Linked DNA regions of Homo sapiens: region 2 is linked to region 1. Evidence: chromatin loops called from intact Hi-C (ENCODE). Cell type or tissue: natural killer cell. All regions are shown on one strand. Each heading gives the region's core, and the rest is flanking DNA. Links, peaks and the distances in the headings are about the cores only. Region 1 has its middle 2.9 kb from the start of COMMD9. Region 2 overlaps IFTAP (intraflagellar transport associated protein).

Evidence for each region. Hi-C counts contacts between places; a loop is a spot of excess contacts. Peaks named below come from ENCODE experiments on the same cell type or tissue, not always from the same donor. Only the 100,000 strongest peaks of a DNase experiment are listed, where the experiment ranks them.
Region 2: it touches region 1 in a loop (14-fold over the local background); 3 of 110 quality-filtered maps call a loop at or near these places.

Annotation. Positions count from the first base shown.
Region 1 is chr11:36,290,907-36,293,837 of GRCh38, reverse strand. No RefSeq gene overlaps it. Among named protein-coding and RNA genes, the nearest start is that of COMMD9, 2.9 kb to the right of the region's middle. In natural killer cell, for the core only: a CTCF peak has its summit at 1,373 (motif pointing left); a DNase peak (open chromatin) is centred at 1,347.
Region 2 is chr11:36,621,661-36,624,591 of GRCh38, reverse strand. The region is part of intron 2 of IFTAP (intraflagellar transport associated protein); the gene reads right to left. Among named protein-coding and RNA genes, the nearest start is that of RAG2, 25 kb to the right of the region's middle. In natural killer cell, for the core only: a CTCF peak has its summit at 1,645 (motif pointing right); a DNase peak (open chromatin) is centred at 1,631.

The sequences.
Region 1 (2,931 bases), core at 296-2,795:
AACATATTTTTTGTCTCTAAAACAAATAAAATCAAATTAGCTGGGTATGGTTGTGCATGCTTGTAGTCCCAGCTACTCAGGAGGCTGAAGTGGGAAGATCAGTTGAGCCCAGGAGTTTGAGGCTACAGTGAGCCATGATTACACCACTGTACTCCAGCCTGGGTAAAAGAGCAGAGACCCCCATCTCTCTGTCTCTTTTTTTTTTTAAACAAATGTTGGTGCAGATGTGGAGAAATTGAAACCCTTATACATTGCTTCTGGGGACTGTAAAATGGTGCAGTCACTTTGGAAAATGGTCTTACACTTCCTCAAAAGGTTAAACACAGAGTAATCATATGGCCCAGAAACTCCACTATTCCACTCTTCAGTGTATACTCCAAGAGAAATGAAACACATGTTCACACAAAAACTTTGTACATGATTGCTCATGGCAGCATTACTCACAACAGCTAAAAAGTAGAAACAACTCAAATGTCTACAACTGATGAATGAACAAACTATGGTATATCTGTACAAAAAAATATTATTCAGCAAAAAACGAATGAAGTACCGATACAGGCTATAACATGAACGAACCTTGAAGAAGTTTCTCCTCTTATGCTAAGTAGAGGAAACGAGTACAAAACATATGATATGTGGTCTTTTGTACTCGTTTCCTTTACTTAGTATAAGAGGAGAAACCGTATCATATGATCCAATTCATGGGAAATGTCCAGAAGGCAAAACCATAGAGACAGAAAGCAGATTAGCGATTGCCTAGGGCTGGGTGTGATGGGGAGAATTGGGGGCAGAGGTGGGTGTTGATAGCTAAAGGATATGCTGTTTCTTTTGGGGATGATGAACATGTTCTAAAATTAATTGTGGTGATAGTTGGACAACTCTGTGAGTATACTAAAATTCATCGAATTTTACACTTCAAATGGATAAATTGTATGGTATGTGAATGTTAATTCTATTTCAATAAAGCTACTATAAAAAAACCCTCAATACTAAGATTGCTGCCCTTAATCATTTTCTACTAATAAATTCTGTGTCCATATCCCTTGCTTCATATCTGCCCCACTGGAGAAATCAGGGCAAGTGTTCCAAAAGGCTGGTTTCCCCCAAGGCTCAGGGCTCAAACTTGGGTGACTAACTGGCCTGGTTTGTCCAGAACTGTCCCAGCGCTAGCCCTGAAAGTCCTGCATCCAAGGAAACCCCTCATCCCTGGGAAAACTGGGATGGCCAGTCCCCCTCGTGCAAACCCTTGCCCACAACAGGGGAAAGCTCTGCCCTTTAGCGTTGCCAATGACTAGAACTGAGAATCCACATAAGCAATCCTTCCCCTTTTGGGGTATAAGTCATCCTTGAGCTCCCCCTAATGGCCAAAAGGTATTTTTATTATTGTTCCCATTTTACGGATGATGAAATTGAGGTTCCAAGAGGGGAAGTAATTTGCTAACAGTACACAGGAGTTGGAAACTGAACCTAGGTCTTTTCCCAAAGCCCAAGGTAGCCCTTCCACTCACTCATTATATTGTTTCTCACCATCACCAGACTGATTGTACAGGAACACTCTTAGATTGTTCTTGCTGCCTGAGGAAGGTAGTCAGACATGCAAAGAGAAGAAACACAAATTTACAGCTGTGGGACAACAAGGAGACATGTACAGCTTGGCGGTTAACAGTGCAGAATCTGGAGCCAGACTGGCCATATTTGAATCTGGGCTTTGCCACTACTTAGCTGTGTGACCTCAGACTACTTAATCTGCCTATGTCTGTTTCTCCATATGTAAAATGGAAACAATACAGTGTGTGTGCTTATATATGTATATGTACTTATGTGTGTGTGTACATATGTGTGTGTATGTATATACATACGTATATATATAATATCATAGGATAGGAATGGGAAGTAAATTAATCAGTAAATGTAAGGGCTTAGAACAGAGCCGGGCACATAACAAGTTTATTAAATAAATGAAAGTCAGCACTGATTCCTATATTCAGAATTGGAAAGAAATTAGGTTTGGCCTAATGAAAACCAGGCAATGGGACCAAATCACAGAAATGAACTCCGACATTCTGTTTTGTTCCCACCCATGAAAATGTTTATGGTTTAGAAATTGCTGGACATTCTGCAGACCACAGACAAACCTTTACATGCAACATGGCATTGGCAATCTGGGCAGCCCTACCAAAATGGGATGACATGGTGCCATTCATATCATACCAGCCCGCGAGAGTAAGGAGAGCTGGGAATCCTCCCACTGAAGCAGCTCCTGTCGCTCAGCTCTGCTCTCTGAACTAGATGGGTGTGATGAACACCATTTTACAGAGGTGGAAACTGAGGCCCAGAGAAGTTCAAGAATTTGTACACGGAAAAGTTAATAATGTGTAGAATTAGGATTCCAACTCAGGTTGAATTCTAAAACCCCTATGCTTTGCTGCCACCATGCATTAGTTACTATTGCTGTATAACAAATTACTTCAAAGCTTCATAGCTTAAAACAACAAACATTGATAATCTTAATAGTGTTTGAAGGCCAGAAATCCAGGCGTGGCTTCGCTGGGTGGTGCTGGCTCAGAATCTCTCATGAGGTTGCAGTTAAGCTGTTGGCCAAGACTCCTGCCTTCTTAAGGCTCTACTGGGCCTAGACAATCTGCTTCTCAGGTCAGTAATGAAGTTGTTGGCCAGATGCTTCAGTTCCTTGTCACCTAGGCCTCTCTGTAGGACTGTTTACAACATGGCAGTTTGCTTTCCCCAGAGCAAAGGATTCAAGTGAAAGAGAGCAGGGCACATGAGAGAGCACCCAAGCCAGGAGACAGGAACTTCAGTCTTTTTGTTAGTTTTTTGGTGCAGTCTTGTATAACCTAATCTCAGAAGTGATATGCCATTCACACCCACCATTTGCTATTGGTCATGCATACCAATCCTGGTACATGGTGGGAG
Region 2 (2,931 bases), core at 119-2,618, 330 kb before region 1:
AACAGTTTAGGAAAGGTGGGTAGGCTTTGTTCCATGAAATGACCCAGGGATTCAGGCTGCTGGAGTTTTCTGTCATCGTAAGCACATGGCCTCCATGTCTGGGTCTAAAGGAGTTGTTGTAATGATTCCCAATTTCCAGCCAGGAGGAAAAGGATAAAAAGAAATAGTGCACGTGTCTTAAGGATATGACCCAGAAGTTGCACATACCAGTGCCCCTCACATCTCATTGACACAAACTTAGTCAAATGACTATACCCAGCTTCAAGGAAGACTAGGATGTAATCTTTATTTTGGCTGGCCATAGAGTAGATAAAAATTCTACTGCTATAGAAAGAGTATGTTATTGTTTTACTGTGGGTGTGTGGGTGTGAGTGTGTGCATGGGTGTGTGGGTGCTGGTACCTCTGAGTATTTTCTAATTTTTGTACTATGAACAAAAAAACTAAAAACTATACTTTTATTTGAAGAGGCAAAAAAGCATTTCTTCCAACGAAGTTTCTAATCCTCAATCTAGGGAGAATACCTACATGCATCTTCTTCCTTTTTAAAGTGGTTTTCCTGGAAATAATGAAGAAGGAGGAAAAAAATATATATATACACACATATATATACACACATATATATAATTTTACATTTTTTTCTATTGTAGGTCAAGATTCTCTTAATATTTAACTTTGATGTCCCTCTTTTAAATCACAAATAATTACCCTAATCATAAAATTCTACTCTTGCGTAAGTCTTTAAAACTACCAAGTACCTTCGTGTACGAAATATACAACAGAAAAGTTACCAGAAACAGCGAAATGATTGGAGGGGCATTTCCTGAAAGTACAGGCAATGAGATGCCTCCACAGCCTGTGTGGTCTCCCTAGTCTCTTGTCTGTGTACTTGCTAATGGCAAAACACTCACAGAGAACACAGTTCTGGCAGCAATAGACAGAAGTAGCAAGGACATTTCCCTGTGATGGAGTAGCTTTGACCTATGACACATGCACTACAATCCTTCAGACTTGGGACAGAACATGTGCCAAACTAAAGCCCACCCTAAAATTCTGTAAGCTATAATATCCTAGCCTCTGTATTAGCGATCAGCAAGATCACAGTAAAATTATTCCTATAACCCATCATCCTTTTTCACTGTCAAAATGCCTTTTAAATAATATACAATGGTGACATTCAACAAAAATGTCATATTTAAAGTAAAATAATTGTTCTTATGCTTTGAGTGGGGGGGGGAGTATCACAATTTCATGAAAGCTACAGACCTTATTCATAAAAAAATATAATATATACAAAAATGGACAAAAAGTGTTGAAAAATTCATTTATCTCCCTAAACTCCTCCCAGATTTCATTTAGAGTATTTTCTCAAAGCTGGTCTGAAAGTCAAAGTTTCTGATCTGCACACTAGTAGAACTACTGAATCTTGGGGCAAGATCCCTAGGAATCTACTTTTTAATAAGTACCTTCCAGGTGATTTGTACATAAGGTAAAATTCCCAAGTAAAGATTCCATGAAGTAAAATCTAACAATGATAATTAAAAAGAAGAATCTGATACTTCATCTTTGGTCAAAGCATGTAAATACATTTGCCTGATGATTGTGTGGAGACATAGTATTGCATCCATCCACCAGAGGCCAGTGTAGGATCATTCCCTGAATTGTACTCTTACACCATACAATATACCACGTACATGTACACAATACAATATGTACTATACATAGTTGGTTTTAACTACTTCAAGAAATGGGGTATAAACAACTAACACTGTAGACAATATTTTACATTTTTTATATTTACATTCAAGATTCCTTTCATATTTAACCTTGATGTTTTTCTCTTTCGTATCAGAGAAATAGAACCCCAATCATAAAACTTTACACATGAGTAAGTCTTTAAAATTTACCAAATACTTTCATGTGTATTTCATCTGATTCTCACCACAACCATTTGAGACATACCAAACAGGCAGAATTAGCCCTGATTTACAGATTCAGAGAGTAAGTGACAGGCCTGTGGTCTTAAGAAATTAGTATATGCCTGGACTAGTACCCAGGTCTTCTGAATCCAAGGATTGAAGTGTCCCTTCCCATTACACTGGCCCTGCCCGTAACAAAATGAGAACTATAAAAGCAACATAGTAAATTATTTATAAAACTAAATATCTGCAACCTAAAAGATTTTCCTTCACCGTAAGATCATGTCCTATTGCCTACCACAAAAAGTTGCATTTACTTAAGGCAACCTCTTTAACTCACCTACACTGGAGAAAGTTAGGAGGAGTAATTTTTCCCTCTTTTTTAAAAAGTAAATACTTCTTAGAAGAAGTTTTCAAACTTTCTAAAGTAGAATAACATCTGCTGAACACATTTGTAAGAATATAGGACTCAAACATTGGCATGTTGGATTAGAGCAGTTCAAGAGGAGACTTAAATTATATATGTCTTTCACATTCTCTCATTTTATCAGGAAACTCCAGGAGAGCCTTCACAAAAAAAAAAATAAAAAATAGAACAAGAGCTTAAAGTAAAATAAGAAGGAAAAAGTCTGAAAATCCACTGTTCTAATCATTCTTATTGTTATTTTATTAACTCATAGGCTGTTTATTCAATCTAAAACTGAGACCCCAAAACCAATGGCAATATTCTGGATATGATGTTCATCAATACTATGCAAATAGTTAATATTGCCTTGCCAAATCAACCTCTAACTATACAATCTATAAACATATAGATTGCTATTCTGCCTTCACACATTTAGAGCATTTGGGAATCACACCATCCTTTATAAGCAGATTGCAATAGGAATGACATATCAGCTGATGAATTCTTCTAGGGTAGGGACCCTGTTTTGTTCATCTGAGTATTCCCAGATTCTAGCTCAATGCTTAAAACACAGAAGGAATCATCAATACTGAAATGACCTCAACATT